2 separate regions of the Homo sapiens genome follow, and region 2 is linked to region 1. Evidence: chromatin loops called from intact Hi-C (ENCODE). Cell type or tissue: ovary. All regions are shown on one strand. Each heading gives the region's core, and the rest is flanking DNA. Links, peaks and the distances in the headings are about the cores only.

What was found. Hi-C counts contacts between places; a loop is a spot of excess contacts. Peaks named below come from ENCODE experiments on the same cell type or tissue, not always from the same donor. Only the 100,000 strongest peaks of a DNase experiment are listed, where the experiment ranks them.
Region 2: a loop joins it to region 1, with 19 times the contacts of the local background. A loop is called at or near these places in 1 of 110 quality-filtered maps.

What each region holds. Positions count from the first base shown.
Region 1 is chr11:69,602,450-69,612,950 of GRCh38, forward strand. No RefSeq gene overlaps it. Among named protein-coding and RNA genes, the nearest start is that of CCND1, 33 kb to the right of the region's middle. In ovary, for the core only: no CTCF peak of the experiment used is centred there; no DNase peak of the experiment used is centred there.
Region 2 is chr11:69,483,416-69,493,916 of GRCh38, forward strand. It overlaps LINC01488 (long intergenic non-protein coding RNA 1488), which reads left to right. Exons shown (of 4, transcript NR_185875.1): 2 at 2,625-2,728; 3 at 7,080-8,026; 4 at 8,686-9,795. Among named protein-coding and RNA genes, the nearest start is that of LINC01488, 7.0 kb to the left of the region's middle. RefSeq lists enhancers at 1,571-2,108, 2,109-2,647, 6,219-6,887, 10,002-10,501. In ovary, for the core only: no CTCF peak of the experiment used is centred there; DNase peaks (open chromatin) are centred at 4,949, 5,314 and 6,155.

The sequences.
Region 1 (10,501 bases), core at 2,482-7,481:
CAACCAGCCCTGTGACACCTTAATCTGGGACTTCCAGCCCCAGGATGGTGAGAGGATCAATTTCTGTTGTTTAAGCCTCCCCATCTGCAATAGCTCATCATGGCAGCCCCAGCAGATCAAGACACTACTACATTCACTGACACTGCATTTGCCCTTCAGGATCCAGCTGTCATCCACCTGCAGTGCCTCCCCACTTCTCCAAGATAGAATCATTTCTGCAGCACATTCTCGTGCCCCTCTTAATATACATACCACATCCCCACTTGCATTATGCTAGTTATGTACATTCCTACCTTCAGCAGAGACTCTGTCTTTTAATGTATTCCTCCTTGCATTCCACGTAAGACCTACTAAATTGTCAATCAATGTTCATCGAGTTAAAAATGGACTTGGATTGAATTTCTTGACTCCCTGGGGCAGGCCACCTTCCTCCTCCCCAGCAGGCCGAGCTCAGTGGCAACTGAGATGGTATCGCACACGGGCACAGCGCAGGATCACGCTCCGGTCTCCGACACTGGCCCCATTTAAATGACTCTGGGGACAGAGAATAGGAACTTAAATTTCTTTCCATGCAGCTGAAGGCTTCCTCCTAGGAAGTCGCTGACTGAACACACCTCACCGAAAAGATCACAGATGAAACTGAAACCCTAGACCCATCTCAGGTCCCCTAGGGGCTCCTGATCTGTGGACCTGGCTTCCCCTAAGACCCCCTTTGGGAGCGAGGCTGCTGGGAGTCTGTGCACCAAGAGGTCAATTGTCCGATATCACTGAGCCAAAGCTATCTGTTTAACCGACAACATATCTGAGTGTCAGAATCAGCGACCATCATCCAAGATGCTGGAGTTTTTTCTTCCGCGTTGAAATGGATCCTTTGAGAGTCAGTCAAGGGGAAAGAATGTGGAAGGATGAAGCTCAGTAGAGCACCTCGGAGAAGGAGGCCCTCGGTTATAAGGGGGACATGAAAAACGGGGAATTTCCTCTCCCATCACAGGCTTCCCTCAGTTACCTCTACACCTTTCTGTAGAAAAACCACTCATTTGTTTTTCTGAAGACAGGAGGGCAGGGGGTGTGGGGATCATCCACAGCAAGGCATGTTTCCTGAGAATGTTTTTGATTGTCAGGAGGAGACTTTTCAAAGTAAACGCATGAGAGTCTCCCTACCCCCACCCTCCATACGAATACTGGGGGCTGCTTTGCATAAGCAGCTTGTCGGCAGGAAGAAGGCAAGTCGATGCATCCCAGGATGAATGATAACTGCGCGGCCCTGGGCTTATGAACAATAGCTTTCTGGCCAGACAACATTAGCCACAGCCAGGTTGCATTTTTAAAAGAATGTTTGTGCATTTTTTTTCTCCCTCCTAAAACTCGGAAGTCTCTTAAAAGACATCAAAACTGTTAAGTGCAGATATTCGGAATAAATCAACCCTTTTTCCCTCCAGTATGGTTGCTGTTGTAATAACAGACTTCTTATTTGTTGGATACTTATGTAACTTAAGATGAAAAGACATCTTATAGCCTTCTGGCAAAATGATGGGAAACCAACAGCACACCGGAGTCTCCTTTACGCCCAGGAGGGAGTCAGTTTCAGGCCATGAGAAAGGGGCACTTTTCACTGCTTCTTGAGACCAACCTCCTGCCTTTCAATATTTCCATACAGTGACTTTTCATAAAGGCATGTAAAAAATACCTTGGTTAATTGGTTGTGATGAAAGAACATGATAACACAGTGGTCACGGAGACCCATTGAGGGTTTGTCCAAGAATTCGTTAAGTAACTGGTTTCTGAGTAGATTTGCTTAAATGTGCATGTTCCTCTCTGATTTGGAGACATTTGGCAAGCTGAGGTTCAAAACAGGAAAGTCGGGTTCCAAGGCTCTAAGCAAATCGGTTCATCTTAATGGGCCTCAAATGACCCAGCTAAGAAATGGGTCTAATTATACCCACGGCCTTGGATCGTTGTGAAGTTTAATTAATGCTTGAAAATGTTTTGAGATCCTCGGATGAAAACAGACCACAGATACAGAGTGTTATTACAGAATCCTGCCAGAGGCTTTCTTTTTCTGCAATAACATGCTGTGGGCATTATCTGAACTTTGTCCCTGCCAGCAATGGGGATTTCTGAGATGTGCCTCTGTCCACTACACCTGCTTTCAAACCCTTTAAAGCCCTTTGACAGCTACGGGCCACTTATACGTAAATGCCCCAAGACAACAGACATGAGATCTGAAGAGATTCCTTAGCAACTCAATTTCCAAGAAGTGGCCAGGCACGGTGGCTCATGCCTGTAATCCCAGCACTTCGGGAGGCCGAGGTGGGTGGGTCACTTGAGGTCAGGAGTTCGAGACCAGCCTGACCAACATGGGGAAACCCTGTCTCTACTAAAAATACAAAAATTAGCCAGGTGTGGTGGCAGGCGCCTGTAATCCCAGCTACTCAGGAAGCTGAGGCAGGAGAATCGCTTGAACCCGGGAGGTGGAGGTTCCAGTGAGCCAAGATAGCACCATTGCACTTCAACCTGGGTGACAGAGCAAGACTGTGTCTCAAAAACAAACAAACAAACAAACCCAGGCTGGAGTGCAGTGGGTGACAAAGCAAGACCCTGTCTCAAAAACAAACAAACAAACAAACAAACAAAAATTTCCAAGAAGAAAAATGTGTCTGTGCTCTCTCCTGTGGACTTTGGTTAATTTCTCCACCATCAACGGTATCATTTGAGGATGACTGTGGTCCCTCCCACACCTGGCTGAGATTGCTCAAAATCAAAATGGTCTTTCTTAATGAACAGCCAAGGAGAGGGCTCGGGTTCACCATCTTTTATTTATCCTTCTGTACTATAATAAAGTAGAAAAGACGGATCTTAACTAAATTTGGTCTCTAATAAAGGGATTCCGGATGCACACAGTTTTGCCTTCCTTTTGATCTTCATCTTTTAAATATAATTTTCTTGCTGGGCTCATGTGCCCGGGGTAAGAGATGGATGGAAGGCTCTGCATGGTCTGTAGGTCACAGGCTCACTGGCATGTGGAGTTCTTGTATAATCTGGCTAGGCCCAGTTCTCAGGGGTCTGATGGGAAGCTGAAGATTTGTTATTTCTCAATGCTGAACAGATTGGAAAGAAAGGGACCCTCACCTCCCTGATGTGGTCCCTTATGTCCCCTCTGCCCAGGACACTCTGCCCTGATATGGCCACTTGGCTGTCCTCTTTGGCCCACTTGGAGGTCCATACAAATCCCCCCAGCCCCCTGTGCTAACTGCTTCCCTGCTCCCCTCTCCTTCCACCCACGGTCACTCTCAATTTCTTACCTGGCATTATTCCCTTTGTGTTATTACTCATTCAGTGACATGGCATTCTCTGCTTCTCCCTCTAGAATTTGGTGTCCATGGGGTGGTGGGGAGAAGTGTCTGTTTAATTCACTGTTGTGTCCCCAGCCCGAGTATCCTACCTCATACATCGTGAGAGCTCGATCAATATTACCGGGTAAATGGCCTCAGCGCCCAGTGGTGCAGAGTACGCAGAGGCTGAAACAAAGGCTTGAGTGTGAGCCCTTCATGGAGAAGTATGATCTGAGGTGGGGTGAGCAAGGCTGGAAGGACAGGGGGCGACACAAAGGCACAGACTTGAACTTGCTATTGCTACCCTCACTGGTCGCTCAAACCAAGAGATTCCCCAAGGAGTGTGTGACTGTTTTCCTGGACTTTCCTCTGGAGAGGGGAAAACATTAATCCCGCCTTCATCCATCAGCAACCACCCTCTGCTAGAGTCATCCACAAACTCCGGTACGGTGCACGAGTGGGTCGCAGTGTGACCACGAGAGGCGTCACTCCTACTGCCCATGAATTCCTGGGGACACAGCCCCGTGTGCCGGCCATTAGCTCAGTGCATTCACCACACACTGGAAGACGGGGTCCCAATGCCACTGGGTGTTGCCCTGAGCTGACACCTTAGCAGAGTCTTTAGCAAGATGCTCTCACATTCCCTTGGACTGATGCTTCTGGCTTATGGGAATATATCTGTTGTAAGCCTGACAGATCTCACCAGTGTGTGCTCCAGAGAGTGTCTCCCTCACTGTAAAATGTGTCCTTGCTTCAAGGCATCTGCCAATTCCTTGGAGACAGATTCTGTCAGCCCTTTGATTGATGTGGGCAGAGCACTGTGAACGCAGAAGGCAAATACATATCTAGAGTAATGCCAATTCCTAAAAAGACAAGTGTTATCTCCTTTAGACTAGAAGGGGACCAATATAATCAACTTACCACTAAGTGGTTGGTCAGAGCCCTCAAGGAATGAGGCCTTATTGAAGGTTTGTCATTACTGTCTGCTTTTGTGTGTGTGTGTGTGTGTGTGTGTGTGTGTGTGTTTGTTTGTTTGTTTGTTCGAGACAGGGTCTTGCTCAGTTGCCCAGACTGGAAGGCAGTGGCACAATCACGGCTCACTGCAGCCTCAACCTCCTGGGCTCAAGTGATCCTCCCACCTCAGCCTCCCCAGTAGCTGAGACCACAGGTACACGACACTACACCTGGCTAATTTTTCATTTTTCATAGAGATGGGATTTCACTATGTTACTCAAGCTGGTCTCAAACTCCTGGGCTCAAGTGATCTGCCTACCTTGGCCTCCCAAAGTGCTGGGATTACAGGCATGAGCCACCACACCCAGTCTAGTGTCTGCCTTTGAAAGGTTGGGCAGACCAGCATGATCTGTAGAATATCAAGATGATTATGGTACCTGTGAAGTATATTCTTTGGAGAACAGGAGTTATTATAACATAGATCTGGAGTGAGATTGTGAATATCCTTCCTATCTAATGATAAATTGCTTTTTATCCTCTTTACTGATCAGGATGGAGAACACATTTGCTATAGCAATAGCTGCACACCTTCCAACTTCCAATTCTGGCCAAAAGTAACTTTCCTGCCACAAACAACTCTAAAACTGGGGAACGGGGGAGGGATATGAAGCAACTGTGCTCAGGCATTGGCTACAGGCAGCAAAGACTGTGATCTCTAAGAGAAGGGAAACTCCTGATGTGAGCCCATGGATTGCCCTGCCTCTCTCCCTAAGGAAAATGTCCTAACTGTGGTCCAGGGGGCTTAGCGAGAGCATAGCAATTTTACCCAGCTGAAGAGGCTGCCAAATAGCTGGATCTATGGGTCAGGGCACCAGAAACAGGGGAAGCTCTTCCAAGCATGGGTACCTCAAAAGTTTGTGTGGGGGTCACCCACAGTCCTCGGACAAAGGTGGAGCTGTGTATATACAGGGAAAGATTGAAGAATTACCAGAGATCAGTTGCTATGCAGTTGAGAGGGAGAATGATGCTGAGACATATTGGAACTCCAGCTCAGCCAGAGGGGAGTGGTTTCATTTATATCCCAGACATAAGAGACATCAGAAAAATCATGCCTCAGGAGTAAGGACCATAATCTAGAATAAGGTCTACTCTATACTCTCTAACTAAACCTAAAACTAAGCCTCAACAAGAGTACCACATATAGCTGGAAGGCAAAACTTGGAGGATGAGTTAAATCAACTTAGTGGGGCTTGGGAAACACTAGATCCTAGTCTATGCAAATTCAAGTTATCTGTCAGAATCAAACTGCCTGCTAGAATAGAAATCAACGGTACTCAGAAGCAAATAGCAGAATCCTAGATTTCTAGGGTCTGTTATCGGCAATGTCCAGAATATAATAAAAACAAATTCTAGACATCCAAGCAACAGGAAAACGTGAGCCATACTCAGAAAAAAAGGCATCAATTGGAAATGACACTGAGATGTCCCAGATGTTGCACTTAGCAGACATAGACTTTAAAACTGTTATTATAATAAATATGTTAAGGGTTTAAAGAAAAATATGGTGTTAATGACTGAATGGATAGGGAATTTCAGCAGAGAAATTAAAACTTAGAGAAGGAACCAAATGGAAATTCTACAACTCAAAAACACAAAGCAAATGAAAAAGTAGCTGGATTGACTTAAAAGAAGATTAGAAATGACAGAATAAATGATCTAAAGACAAATCAGTGGAAACTATGCAATCTAAATAACAGAGATAAAAAAAATGTAAAGAAAGTAACAGATCCTGAGATAACTATGGAATAAAATCAAATGGCCTAGCAATGTGTAATTATAGTCCTAGAAGGAAAGAGGGTGATAACAAGGCAGAAAAAAGTCTGAAGAAATAAGGCAAAACTTTTCCAAAAGTTGATGGGAATCATCAACTTACAGATCCAAGTAAATCAGTGAACCCTAAACAGAACAATTGCCAAGAAAAACCACACCTAGGCACACCATAGTAAAACTGCTGAAAACCAAAGATAAAGAGAAAATCTTGAAAACATTCAGGGGAAAAAAATGTACATTACAAGGAGGGAAACAAAGATACAAATCGTACTGATGCCTCATCAGAAACAATAAAATCAGAAGAAAGTGCCAAGAGAGACTTAATGTGTTGAAAAAATTTTTCAACTCAGAATTCTATATCCAGTGACAATACCCTTCAAAAACAAGAGTGGAGGAAAGGATGAAATAAAGGTCTCTTTAGACCCATAAAACCTGAAAGCATTTCCCACCAGCGGATCTGTACTGCCAGGGTGTTCTTTAGTTTGAACGGATATTATACCAATGGAAATAAGAACCCACACAAATGAATGAAGACTATCTGAACTGGTAAATAAGTGGGTAAATAGTCACATGCCAAATATCAGAGATTGTGTCAATCTGCTCCAGTAAATTCACCACATCTGGCACAGCAGCAGCAACGAGGTTAAGTTTACATGGTAAAATTTACCATACCATCATGCACCATGATCTGTCTGTTTTGGCAGGGGCCAGAGAGGTGAATTGGATGACAATGCCACAGCGCAGCATCACTACATACTTTAGGTTTTTTGTGATGGTCCTAAATCCCTGCAGTTCCCCCTGGTTTATAGTATTGCTTCTGATTTTACCATCTTAGCCAGGAGGTGACAGTTTCAGGGGCTTCCACTTGGTTCTTCCCACTTCATGGCTCTTTTCCCACAAGTCAGAGAATCAAAGCAAAAGTCCTGCCAATTCTGAAGTCTGGCTACTCCAATTACTACAATAAGGGAGAGGGGAAATGACTATGAGATGAGTCCTTGGATCCAATGGCTCCACTGTGTGATGACCTTGGGCAGGAACTCCATTTATCACCTGGTCTTCTTAGGAAGGCCCCCCACCGTCCGCTGCCAGTATAACCAGGGGATAATCAGGAGTTTCAGATTGCCTGATATCAGGCCCTATATCCAACAATCCCTGAAAGTGTAAGTAATCCTCTCTCTTCAGTGCACAGTTACTCCGGTAGATAGCCACATGTCACCTCAGGAAAGCATCAGGGAAATAATTGCTGCATAAACTGGCAGTGGTATCACAGGATCCTCCCTCAAGGATACTCAACTTCCCTTTTAGTTAATTAGTTAATTAATTAATTAATTAATGGAGTCTGGGTTTGTAAACTGAAACCTACTACTATGTATACGTCCCTGGTTCCCATTGGTACATATTCATTAGCTCCTGATTTCTTCACTAGTGAGCTCTTTCCTCTTAGAGCAGGAAATACATTTCCTCACATGGGCCATGCTCAGGGCTGACCCTAGCTATTAGCCTTATCGGCTTGGATGTACTGAGGTGGGAACACATACTGAAAATGGCTAATGTCATGTTACATACCTGCTTCAAGTGAGACTTTGTGAATTGGAGGAAGCTCTAGGCAAAGGGGGCATTTCTCATCGAAGGGATAAGGATATCTGCTGATGTAGAGGACTCAAAAGAATCTGGATGTACAGGATTTTCAGGTTCATCCACCTAAATGTTACCATCTTGGATCTCAAAGTCCCACTCTTTTCCTACCAGGACCCTAATTTGGACAAAGCAGGTCTGTGCATTCAGTCTTCTTTGCTGCTCTGCCACTCTTACAATCAGATCCTGAGCCTGATTTTCAGTACAGTCTGCCTTACAGAAAATGAAAATCTATAAATGCTGCCAGAGACCCTCTGGATTCCACAGCTTGACATGAACTGACAGATGGCTAATCTAAACCTATCACTTTCTTTTTTCAAGGCTCCCAGGGCCATTTAACTAAAGGAAGCACACTCCATGCTATTCAAGTGCCACAGCCCTGCACAGCCCAATGCCTCATTTTCCATGTGCACCTCATCCCAGGCAACCACAGGTGAGAGCCTTGGCAATGTGTGCCATAATCATCACCACTACCAGGAACGGGGCCCTCATTGATGTTTGACTAGTGAGTGATCCAATACCAAAATCCCATCCTGGGGCTCTGCTTTCAGAGGTTATTTCTTTTTTCCAACTATCTTAGCCCAATGTTCTTAGCAAATCCTGAAACAAAGACTTAACTGCAAGTACTTGGTTGGGAAGTGAGAATGAGTGAACAGGACTGAGGGAGAGGGGGAACAAGGAAGGGAAGAGGGGAAAGCCAAGTCAACCTGTGTCATTTGGTTAACCTCCAAACACCTGCCATTTCAAATCAATAAACATCTTCTGGGTAATAGACAAACTGCAATGCTGAGTATGTCTTAACTGAGAAGCAGGAAACCAAGGCAATTGCCTGGATTTTAAATTCAGGAGCAAACTTTAGGCAGAGGTGAGAGTGTTTGGGAATGATTCTCATTCTTGCCTCAGTTCCTTGAATGTGAGGGGAAGGGGAAGAAGTCCTGGCCCACTTGTAAGTATGACATTGGTTTCATTTGCAATTCCATACCCAGCCAGCCCTCCAAAACACTATGTACTTTGTTTAAGTAAGGACAGGAAATTAACATGGGCAGATGACATGCTGCTCATCTTACAAGTAAAAATACTGGGATCTGAAGATATACAGGTATCTGTTAGAAGTTCCAAAATTCAAACTAGAGTCTGCTTCCCTCCGAAGTTCTTGCTTCCCCTAGTAGACTGTGCTGAGAACTTTGTCCTGAGAATCCAGAGTCCATCAACCCCAAACAGGCCCCAAATTATCCAAAGAATAATTTGGGTGAGGTAAGTGAGGTTCAGAGTCATTTAAGGGAAATTGCCTGTTAAATCAGTGGATTCATCTGAGTCTGAGATCACACATGAGCCCAGCAGAACCATATTCTGGCCTCCATGGCCAGGAAGATTTCTTTTTTCAAGAGATTGTTTTCTAAAGTGAAAACACAGCCTTTTTTCTTCTTCTGTTTCTGTGGGATTTTCCTCTTTGACTGTACAATTTGCTGAAAATATACATTTTGATAAGAGAAATATTTGGACATCTGGGCAGGAGGGAAGTTGTGAAATCTCTGCCCACCGTCCCAGGAGGGAATGGAAAGTGAGGAGGCAGCTGGACTTCCGGGCTCTGGGATCAAAGTGACTCTGCTTGTCTCCATCAGACCTTCCTGATGATGCCAGTGTGACCAGCTCTTTCCCTGGATACATGGGCACCCACCTGGCCGGGGAGCCCTCGCGGCAAGAGGGACAGGGAAAAAGACCAAAGCGCCTATCACGAATGCCATCCTCAAGGTCACAGCCTGCAGGGTCACCGGCCTCAGCCCACTCCCACTGTTAGGAAGGAAATGGCCGCTGGCAGCTTGGGATCACCTGGGCTCTGCACACCCTGACCACGAGCAATCATTTTCCACAGGGATCACCGTGGTGTTTGTGCACCAGCCAAAGGGTAGCTGCAGAAAACCCAAGCACATCCCCTTCCTCCCGGGTTCCCCAGCCTTGGAGAGGACTCCCAGCACCTCAGGGAAACCACGTGGCTTAGAACCAAAAAATGATGTCCAGGGAGCCCTGTTCAAGGGATTGGGGCCCTTGGCATCATGGCACGAGGCAAGCCTGGGCCTGAGCAGTGAGAATGTGTTGTCATGACCTCTATAGATCCAGGCAGGCTTCCTGGAGGAGGTGAGGCCCAGAAGAGCTTTGAGAAACATGAAACATTGGAATAGGTAGGGAGTGGTTAGGGATGCGGGGAGGGCAGTGAACAATGTAAACAAAGCTAAGGAAGCCCAAGTGGGCCTGTCCAGTTAGCTGAGAGCCGATGGCCTGGGGGCCATATTCTTGGGTGGGTGGGCCACCCACGATTTCTCCATGAGGTTTTTAAAATTGGTGTTCATTTCAGTGACCATGTCCTCCATGCATCACATCCACATGGAATCATCTGGAATCATCTGGATGCTTCTGATTTCAGGGCTCAGATTTGCATTTCTCATTCAGTGGACAGGAAAAGAAGATAACCAGGGCAGGGGCTCTGAGCCCTTTCTGCAATGTAGACTTTATGGGAAATTTTTAAATTCTATGGACCCCTTCTCAGAATAACACTTATCAGTGCAAAACACAAAATATATAGGATTACAAAGGAAGCAAATTACACTGAAATCAGTTAACCAAATATTCTTAAAAAAAAAAAAAAAAAAAAAAAGTGGGCTGGGCGCAGTAATCCCAGCACTTTGGGAGGCTGAGGTGGGTGGATCACATGAGGCCAGGAGTTTGAGACCAGCCTGGCCAACATGGGGAAA
Region 2 (10,501 bases), core at 2,828-7,827, 120 kb before region 1:
TGATATGCCCTACCTCATAGGTTTTTATGAGGATAAAATGAGGGACATTCATGGGATATTGGAACAGTGCTGACCCCTAGCAAGCACTAGGTCAGTGTTTGCTAAATAAATGAAGAAACCATCTCCATGGGTAGGCTGAAGGTAGAACAGCGTCGGGACTTGTCTGTGACCCGGGCTCAGAGGGCTGTGGGCTCAGAGGAGGGGAAGAGGCTGCTGTGGTCAGGCCCACGTCCAGAGGGGGCTTTTGCTTAGCAGAGGCTGCTGGCCAGGCAGCCCCAGCCGCACCCCATTTTATGCATATGAGAGAGAAATGCAGGCGTGATGGTCTGCAATTGTCCCTTTTGTTTACAGCATTTGTTGGAGCATATTTCTGGCAAGGAAGCTGACAATAAACCAAGGCCCGGGCCGGCCCGGCTGGCGGGCAGCAAATGAAGACAGCTGCCGAGGCGGGTGCCTCCCGGTGGGCTGGGGCCGGAAACCAGGGGCTCTGTCTCAGGCGCTTCAAAGAAGAGCCTTTGTCTAAGGCAGCCGAGCCAAGGGCCCCGCAGGGGCAGGCGGGCTGGGGCTCTGGGTGATGCCCGACTCACTCCACGACCTCACACGGGCAGCTCCCGCTCTCCAGGCCTCAGGTTCCCAGCTGCGAAGTAAAGGGGAACTAGGGCCCTAGGTACCTGCTGTGAGCCCTGTGTCAGCTCCAGGGAAGGGAGGGTGCTCTTGGGGTGCCCCCTCACTCCTTAGAACCTGCGTTCTGCAGCTTCGAGATAGAGAGCGACCTCAGAACACTCAGCCAAGAAACAGACAGGCCAGGGCATGGCCTCCAGACAGGAGGTCATGGGAGAAGGAGAGTCAGCGCTGCCCGGTGAGAGGACACAGAGGCTCTGTGGGAGAAGGGAGGGACAGTCCCGGCATGAGTACACACAGAACCTGGCAGGAGGGTCTTCTAATGGCCACTGGGCCTGCACCCCTGCTGTGGGCCCAGAGCCCCATGCACCTGCTTCTTGTCCACCTCCAGAAGGGTGTTGCCTTCTGCACATCCTTGTTGAATGATGTCCCAAGGGAGCCCTGAGATGTCACAACTTCAGGTGACTCCCCTGCCTCCCAAGGACACTTACAGAGGTGTTTTCACAAAGGACACCTCACAAAGGCACAGCTTTTAAGGACCTCTAGTGTGAAACGGGAATGTTTCAGGCACTAGAAAAGGCCCAGCAGTTTCTGGAAGGAGAAGAGGACACCCCTCTGACTCTGCCAAGTGGGCCGGCCCTGTGTCGCGCTGGCCCACGCAGCTGCTGAGCCCTGCTGTTGGGCAGCAATCAGCGATGGGTGGCCGTGGGCAGGTTCCCTGCACTCCTGGGGCCTCGTCTTCAGTCTGTGCTTTGCATTGTCCTCCTCCTGCTGGGTCAAACCCTGGGCTCAGGACCGTCTGCAGGTCACCTCCTCCCTGAAGCCGTCCACAGCACCAGAGTCTTCACTGGCTCCTTTGTTTTCTCTGAAGGCAGAGAATCTTCTAGTGCATGTGATTTACAATGGTTTGTGTCCTGGTCTTATCTGCTACTGCTGACCAGTAGTTTGACACAAGTGGGCTGTGCTAAAATCTCTGAACCACCCAACCCCCCGCCACCACCACTCACCCCACACCTTGTCCTGAGCTCAGCATGTCACTGCGTATGGGAAGTGGGGGGCGGGGTGGAGTTCATGGCCAGATCCTCCAGGTCAGGTGCTTTGCAGGCTAAATCTTACTTGACCTCCTAGCAATTGGGTGATGTAGTGCCCAGGCCACAGATGAGGATCCAGAGAGTAGGAGAGGCAAAGGGTTTTCCCCCAGGAACATGATGGAGCCAGGAGTTGGACCCAGACCCTTAAGGTTCCAAGGTCTTCTCATCCCCTCTCAGTCGAGGTCAGCTGGAGGGGAGAATAAATGTGCTGGGGGCTCAGGAGTTCTTGGAGTCAGGGTTGATGATGCCACTGACCTCACTGGACTTAACATTCATTCAACAAATATTTGTCCCAGACACCAGAAGAACCAGGGGAAGCTCCACCCCTAGCCCCAGGTGCCTGCCTAGGCGCAGGCAACACTGCGGATGAGGTGGGACCCTCTCTTGGGGGCGTGAGCTAGAAGAGCAGGCATTGGCCATAGGCTCTGGCTTGCTGCAGAGGTGCCTTTTGTCTGGCAAGGGGAGCACAGGTGGGGGATGGGGCTGGCCCCAGCCAGGACATTGTCTGTGTCACTCAGCAGCAGACTGACTGGCGCCTGCTGCCTGGCCAGCAATGCTGACCCCTCTGCCTGCCCTAGCCAATATTTGAGGTCAGGAGGCAAGTACAGCATCTGTGGGCAGACGACAGGGCCAATGGGGTTCTCCTCCAGGCCTTCTGCTGCCACTCTGCTTCCTGAAGCCAGGAGGCCCAGTTCAGGTGCTCCGCCAGGGCTCCCGTGGTCCTGCCTGCAGGGGCGAGGTAGCAGGACCCCCTTGTTTAGCCTCTGCTGCATCCTTAGCTGCAGCAGGGAGCCTGCCAGGCAGGTGTGCGGTGAGTACCTCTCGCCGAGGCCCCCTAGGCACTCTTGTGTCAGGGTGGTGCTGTCTGAGATCCTGGAGGCATCTCAAATGGGGACCCTTTCTTAACCACAGACAGGCAGGACAGCGATGTCTTCCTGCATGACAGAAGGGGAAACTGAGGCCCAGAGTGATGCAGCCCGGGACCTCCCAGGACAAGGTCCAAGCTCTTACCTCAGGTATGGAGTTTCCATGATAACTGTGGGTCACTGCAGCCCCACTGCCGGGCCTGGGGTCTGCACTGTCACTAGCATCCCCAGGGACTTGAGGGATGGCACAGCTTTGGGAAGAAATCCTGCCCGTGGAGGGGTCTGTGCCCTGCCCCACTCGGACCATCTCAGCCCTAGATATTAGCTAGCTGTGGGCCATCTGGGGGAGCATCTGAGAACCGGGCCTCGAAACTTGGCTAGAGTTTGGTCAGCACCACGAGGTCCACCTGCCCACTGGGGCCTCCAGGTTCATCTCCCCAGGTGTTGCCTGAGCTTGGCTTGTGATTCCAAAACCAGGTGAAGGCGCAAAAGCCGTGTCTCTGCCGCAAGGGGCCCGTGGGCCCAGGAACGCTCAGAACTGAGCTTGCTCCAGAGAAGACACGCAGGGCCAGGGAAGCTGGAGGAGCAGTCGCCCTCCCCTCGCTGTCCTGGGGGGTCTTCCTGAGGGAGGTGCCTTCTGCTCAGAGACTGAGGATGAGGAGAGAGGGGACAGCCTATGGGGACAGGGGAGGAGCCTCTCCCAGTCCCAGGGGTCATCTTCCAGGAAGGCCCAGCCCATCTGAGGAGCTCCATAAGCCCCCGCGATGGGTGGCAGGGCTGGGGCTCTGTGGCAGGGCTTTGAACTCCCAGCCAGCCCCAGGACGGCTGCCTGGCTGTGTTGCTGGCCCTGCTCCTGGCCCTGCCCCACTGTCCCCGAACTGGATCCAGGCAGACAGGGAAATGTGGATGTCAGCTCTGAACCACCACATTCCTGAGGTCCCCTCCGGGCCCAGAGCTGCACGGCCTCCTCTTTCGCGTTAACCCGAAAAGCCGTGCTGGGGGGTCCTGGCCCCTCCTACTCTGCCGCCTCTGCATTCCCTGCCCCTGCCAGCGCGGCCCAGCCAAGGCTTGCAAGCGCATTCCCAGGTGGCCTGGGGCGGCTGCCGCCTCCCGCAGGCGGAGTATTTTGGGGGTGTCCCCTAAATGAAAACAGGGCAGGAATGCTGGAGGCCACACTGTGTCCCCAAGGCTTGGGTGCGGTGCTTGGAGCTGGCACAGAAGAGAGTAGCGGGAGGGAGGAGGAGAGCGGAGGATGGGAGGAGAGAGGGGCCTGGAAAGCCCAGGAGAGCCAGCTGGACAGGGTGGGACGGCATGGGAAGGAGAGGGAGCCCCGTGAGGGCTGCAGGCCACCAGGGCCCTCGAAAAATCACTCGCGGGAACAAGGGTGGAAATCCTGTCTGCCATGACGCTCACCCTCTCTGTGGCCCATTTTCTCATCTGTGAGTTGGGGGATGATGTTCTGAGGTCCTCACAAGGCAGGGCCTGAGTAAGGACTGACGGGGAGCTAGGTTTGGCCTCCGCCCTGTCCTCAGGAAGGGGCCGTGTGGTGTCCACGTGTGCTGGCCCTGGTGGTCCCCTTGGGGTCCTGTTCCCCGTCGGTCATGGCGCTGGGCCTCCCTGTGGCTGATTTCTTGTGGGTCGTGGAATTTCTAGTTTTAAGGGGACCAGTGTGGCACAGCAGGGTGCTCCCCAGGCAGGTGTGGGTGGGTGTCTCTTGTGGAGGCCCCCGAGACACTCCTGAGTCCAGGTGGTGCTGTCTGAGGTCCTGGAGGCAGGTCCTGGCTCAGGCAGAAATCTTGTCCAAAGGGAATCTTGTCAGATGCCTCCTACCCTGACATCCCCATCTGCTTCCCCACAGTGATAGCCTGGTAACCGGCTGTGCCTCTTTGTCCCTTGTCCTCCCAGGTCCCTACACGGGTCAAGATGGGAGCCGCCTTAGAGATCTCTATTCTGCAGAGGAGGAAACTGAGGCACAGACATGGATGGAGGGAATTTGGCCAAGGCCCTTTGGCCTTCTGGGCCAGGACTCCAGCCCCAGCCCAGTGGCAGGAAGAGGGTCTCATGCCACCCCTCAACCCTGATAATCCTGCATGCACGGCACAGGCCTCGAACCTCCTCTCCCCTGGCCTGGTCCCACCCTAGTGGGCCCGGCAGTGGGGCCTTCCATCCTGCCTCTGTCACTGCCACAAAAGAACATCATGATGCATCCCAGGCCTCTGTCCTTCAGGCCATGGGGGGCTTCCCTGAGCACAGCCACTCACCACATGCCTGAGTCTGGATCTCATGCGAGAACTGGCCTGGACCCCTGGACCAGGGTAAGAGGGAGACACAGCAAGGCCCAGACAGGTTGACCGACTGCCCAGGGTTTCTGGCCAACGAGCAACGGAGCCGTTTTGACGCCCAGGTCTGGCCTTTTCGGTCTGCAGCAGGCAGCATTGGGAAGCAGGCTTGGGCCCCCTCCCGCCACCCCAGCTGCTCCTCTGAGCCCCCGAGGTGGGCACCAGACCCAGGCCTCTCCCACGGCAACAGGAGGGTACAGAAAAGGCGCCTTTGTCAAACCCTGGAGAAGGCCCTGCTGGGCAGGGGCAGTTAATGGACCGGCCCGGGGTGGGCCCCACACAATGGAACGTTGTGCCGCCTGTCGGGGGCGATCACCATGCTTGCCCATCAGAGCCCCGTCGCAGGGACACACAGCTCATGGGTGCAGACACACAGTGGCTGCCCAGGAGCCAGGCCTTCCAGTCTGAGAACACAATGGCCATCAGTCACCAGCATGGCACGGGGCCCTGGGCATGGGGAACCGGCAGCAAAGGGCCGATTTGAGTGCCGGGGGCACCACCAAGACGCCCAGGCTTGGGAGGGTGAGGCCAGCCTGGCCCAGCCCTGCACAGCCGTAGCCTTGACACGCGTCTCTCCTTCCTGAGCCTTGGTTTTGCATTCCCACAGTGGGGCCAAAGCCACCTCTGCCACACCTGCCAAACTGTGGGAGAGATGATGGGAAATCAAGGAAGAAAAGGCTCATGGGAAAGAAAGTGTGTAGATAAGGCTTCAGAAAGGTAATGGGAAGCTATGCCTTGGTCTAAGAAGCCCATTCAGAACCTGCACACCACGGCTGTGGCCCCCAAACGCCCCTCGGATTGGGGGGAGCTGGACCAGGCATCACATGTCAGGGAGCAGTCCAGGGGTCTCCCCACCGCAGACCACACCGAGACCCCAGACGCCCTCTGGTCTCTCCACCGCAGACCACACTGTGACCCCGGGCACCTGCTCCCCACTTGGAGCTGGTTTCTCCGAAACTGAAATGAGGGAGCTCAAGACTCCCAGGTCTTTCCTTCTGCCTCCCTGGACACCAGAGGCTGCTGCCGTTGGGCTCTGAGGACCCCTGACACAGAGGAGCCCCAACATGGGCTGAGAGGGGGCCTGGGCAGTGCAGGCCGCAGTGTCCTCCCTGCCCTGGCAGCATGCAGGGACCCCAAACCTCCAGCGCGAAATCACTAAAATAGCCAGCAGCAGCTTTCCCACAGGCCTCCCATGTGGTATTTTTAGCCCTGGAGCCGGAGGCTTGGCTTGTTAAGAATAGCCTGGGGCAGTGGGAACGTGCTCCTGCTGCAGGCGGGCTGCGGACTCCCATGCACCGGTAGCGGGTGCTCCAAGGGCCGAGAGGCGTCCATAGGCCGTAGGCTCCCCCGCAGGGACAGGGGCAGGTCTCATTTGCAAAATCAAAAAGGCACAATCCAATGCATCAGGCTTCTGTGACCACAGTCAAGAAAGAGGGTGGCTGTCCTCACAGAGAACCCCCGTGGCCGAGCCTCCCAGGGGCTGGCAGGCTGGATTTGGCCTTCCACCTTGCCCTCTGTAGCCCCATCCCGACACTCTCAGCGGGTGAGGAGGGTAAGCTTCCAGGGTCAGGCTGGGTGAGTGGTTCCAGCCCCAGGGGTGGGGGTGCCAATCCCAGGTCCCAGCCAGGACCTCATGCACCTGAGTCAGCTCCTGCACCCTGGAGTGTCTGACAATTCTTCCCCAAGGAGATGCTCCACCACAGCATAGGTCAGAAAGGGGCCTGGAGTTTTGTTGGAGGAGCCCTTGGTCCCTCAACACCCCAGCCAAGGAGAAGTGCCCCAGCCCCTCACACATGCTCCTTGGAGATTTGGTCCAGGCCCCAGGGTTGGAGTGAAGCTGTCCCACCATCATCCCAGGCACATCTGGGGCAAGAGGCCCATCCCTAGTCAGCCCTGTTCCGCCGAATGGGCTTTTGTCCGAAGCTGCAGTCTCTGTAGGGTAGAGCGGTAAGGCTGGCAGGACTGCGGAGGCGTGGGATCTGGGGCGTACACAGCCAACAGTCAGTGCTGTGAAGACAAAGAACCTGAAAAGTCAATGGCTTCCAAGAGTGACAGGGACCGCCTTTCATCCAGTTCTTCTTGACTCTGAAACCTCCTATGGCTCCCCAGTGCCTGCAGCAGCTAGAAATACAATTCACCGATGAATCCTTGTTTTCTTCCAGATACAAACTCATCTGGAAGCATTAAAACAATGGAAGCAGGTGAGAGCAGAGAGATCCCGAGCGCAGGTGAGGTGGGGTCCCTGAGGCGGGCTCAAAAGCTGCTTCCCAAGGCAGGGGGGCCCCTATGTGCCCTCTGAGAGCACAGCCTGCAGACAGAGTCCAGACGTCTCAGGCAGGCCTTTGAGGCCTTCGTGTCAAAGCCCAGTTCTACCACATCCTAGGGTTATACTTTCGGCCTGGTGGGAGTCGCTGGTCCCCAGTTGACAGTGTCATTGGGAAAGTCCAGTGGTAGACCCCGGCACAGCAGGCGCTCAGCAGTGCAGCAGTATCATTGCTTAGCCCCACCTCCCTTTCCAGACTCTGCACCCCTCCTCAGGCTCAGAGCAAGGGCCTGCCCCTGCCCCTCCACCGCCCCCTCCTCACTTACCCCTGCGACTCTGCCCAAGCAAGACCTCCCCCTGGAATTCATTCATTTATCAACTCATTATGCAGCCAGCCAGCCATCGTTTCTTTTTTATCCACTTTTTCTGAGGGCCTGCTGTGCGCCAGCTGCTGGAGACATGAAGACATCGAAGACCCCAGGCCTTGACCTCCAAGAGCCCCCAGTTTGGTGGAAGAAACAAACAAGGAGACTGCAAAACACACCCTGTGATGGGGAGGGTTGAGGTGGCCAGTGGGAGAGGCGAGCTGGCAGGGCTCAGTGGTGAGGTGAAGGTGTGGGAGCAGGGACACAGCATGAAGGAGTAGATGGCCAGGTTGAGCTTTGCAGGCTCCAGGGGGAGGATAAAGAGCTGACACCTGGAACGTGCTTGGAACAGCAGGTGCTCGGTCAGTGCAGCCACGACCATCCCGTCCTGCATCCCCACCATGAACTTGGACCTTCTGGAAGGACCTTGCTTATCCCAGCATCCACACATCCTTGACCAGACCTGGTCAACATTTGCTTAGTAAGTGAATCAATGAATAGTTTGCTCCAAAAGGCTGTTTGGTAATGGAGTTAGCCTATGGGAAGCTGTGGGGTGAGGGAGGAGAGAGACGATTCTGACCTCCCGAGGAGCTGGGCTGTGGTCTCCTGCTCTGCCTGAACCAGCCCTGGGCCCTTGGTATGAAGACCCGGTGGATATGCTAGCCCTGTGTTCTGTATCTTCCTCCTCCATTGAAGCCTCTGCCAGCCTCCTCTCACCCATTCCTGCATGTGCCGCACCAATCTGTGTGGAGCGCCCACTCCAGCCAGGCCCTGCTCTATCAGCAAACTCAGCAGGCAGAACCCCTGCCCCATGGCGCTGCTTCAGCGTGGTGAGACAGGCAAGGAGATCGGGAGCAAGAGGGCGTTGGGGTCTGCTAGAAGTCGCAAGTGATGCAGAGTAGAGCGGGGACATTTGGAGCACAGTGGACAGGGATTACGGAGGTACAGGGCAAGGCAGCCCAGGAGGCGGGAGCGGCCAGTGCAAAGGCCCCGAGGCAGGAGGGCACAGAGGCCCGTGGGGTGGAGCAGAGGGAACTGGGAGGATGGGCAGATGGGTTTGGACCTCATCGGCCACTGGAAGGATTTTGATTTTCCTTGAAGACAGGAACTAATGGGAGGCTTGGTCTCACATTTTCCCAGGAACCGCCTGGCTGCTGGGATGAGAAGAGACTGGAGAGAGACCACGATGGAAGCCAGGAGGCCAACGAGGAGTTGGGGTAGTCCTCCAGGGAGACATGATGTGGCTTCAGCCCCAGTGGTGATGGCGGGGTAGAGCCAGCAGGGTTCTGAACTGAGTGGATGTGAAATGAGGGAAAGAGGGATGCTGCGGTCGGCAGAATCGTGCCTCCCGCAAAGATGCCCCATCCTAACCCGTCACCCTTGACAGTGAGACCTCCACCACAAAGGGGACTTTGCAGGCATGAAGGTTAAGGACCCTGAGAGGAGGAGATGGCCCTGGACTGTCTGGCGGGCCCAGCATCATCACAAGGGTGCTTATAAGTGGAGGAGGAGGCAGGGGGAGCCGAGCAGATGTGAGGATAGAAGCAGAGGTCGGAGGGACGTGCTGTTGGCTTGAGATGGAGGAGGACCTATGAGCCAAGGAGCATGGGCGGCCTCTGGAAGCCAGAAAGGGCAAGGCCTCTTCCCGGAGCCTCCAGCAGAACCCAGCCCCGCTGCCACCTCGACTGCAGAACGGTGACACCGTGTCCGATTCCCGACCTCCAGAACCGTGAGATAACACGTGTGCTGTTTTAAGCCACTGCAATTGTGGTATTTGTCACAGCAGCCATAGGAAACTGTACGGGGGTTAAAGAGGACCTGCTGACCTCTGAGCTCACACTGAAGCCTCCTGGAATGCTGTGGGTTGTGAGCTGGGATGAGAACGCAGCATGGAGATGAAAGACGCATCCACCCAGGAAGGCCCACTGGCATCGCAATCTCAGGGAAGATTCCCAGGCTGAAAAAAGAGAAAGTGGCTGGGGTGGCACTGAATGCCCCACGTCAAAGAAATGGCACCCAAGCCGTCCGTCAGTCCCTCACCTGCCACACAGACAGCACCTTGGACCCAGCAAGATGTCACTCACCACATTGATGCTGTCCACAGGCATCGCCTTGCTTTTGCAGCTCTGTGTGAGATTTGTCAGCTTGGTTTGGGTCTGGGGCTGTATTAGAGCTGTCAGCCTAGGAGCCTACCCTAGTTTTGTGTCTGCACTATTTCCAAAGCACTGGAATAAAAGGCATTTTAACCAACACCAGGAACCCACGGGAATCTTTTCAAAGGATCTGCATCAGATCAGCCTAAGGAACACTGCTGTCGGTGATGAAATCTGTTGAGGATTCGAAGCTGGCGTGTGGTGCACGCAAATTCCTTTTTTCTTTTTTAATCAATGATTAGATGATTCCTTAGAGCAGTTTTAGGTTCACTGCAAAACTGAACAGAAAGTGCAGAATTCCCATATCCCACCTTCCCAAACACACACACAGTTTCCTCTGTGACTAACATCTTGCATCTTGTGGTACATTTGTTACAATTGAGGAACCAATATTGACCCATTATTATAAAGTCAGTAGGTGACATAAGCAGTCACTGTTGGTGTGGTGATTCTGTGGCTTTGGATAAATGTATAATGACATATATCCGCCATTACAGTATCACGCAGAATAGCTTCACTGCCCCCAATGTCCTCCGTCCTCCATCCACTCACTCCTTACCTCCCCCAGCCCCTGGCAACCACTGATCCTTTCCTGTCTCCACAGTTTTGCCTTTTCCGTATGTCACAGGGTTGGAGTCATACAGCTTGTAGCCTTTTCAGATCGGCTTCTTTCACTGAGTAATGTGTAGTTACTCTTCCTGTCTTTCAGCGACTTAAGAGCTCATTTCTCCTTAGCACTGAATAATAATATTCCGCTATCTGGACGTACCGCAGTTTATTTATCATCCGCTTTGTGAAGGGCA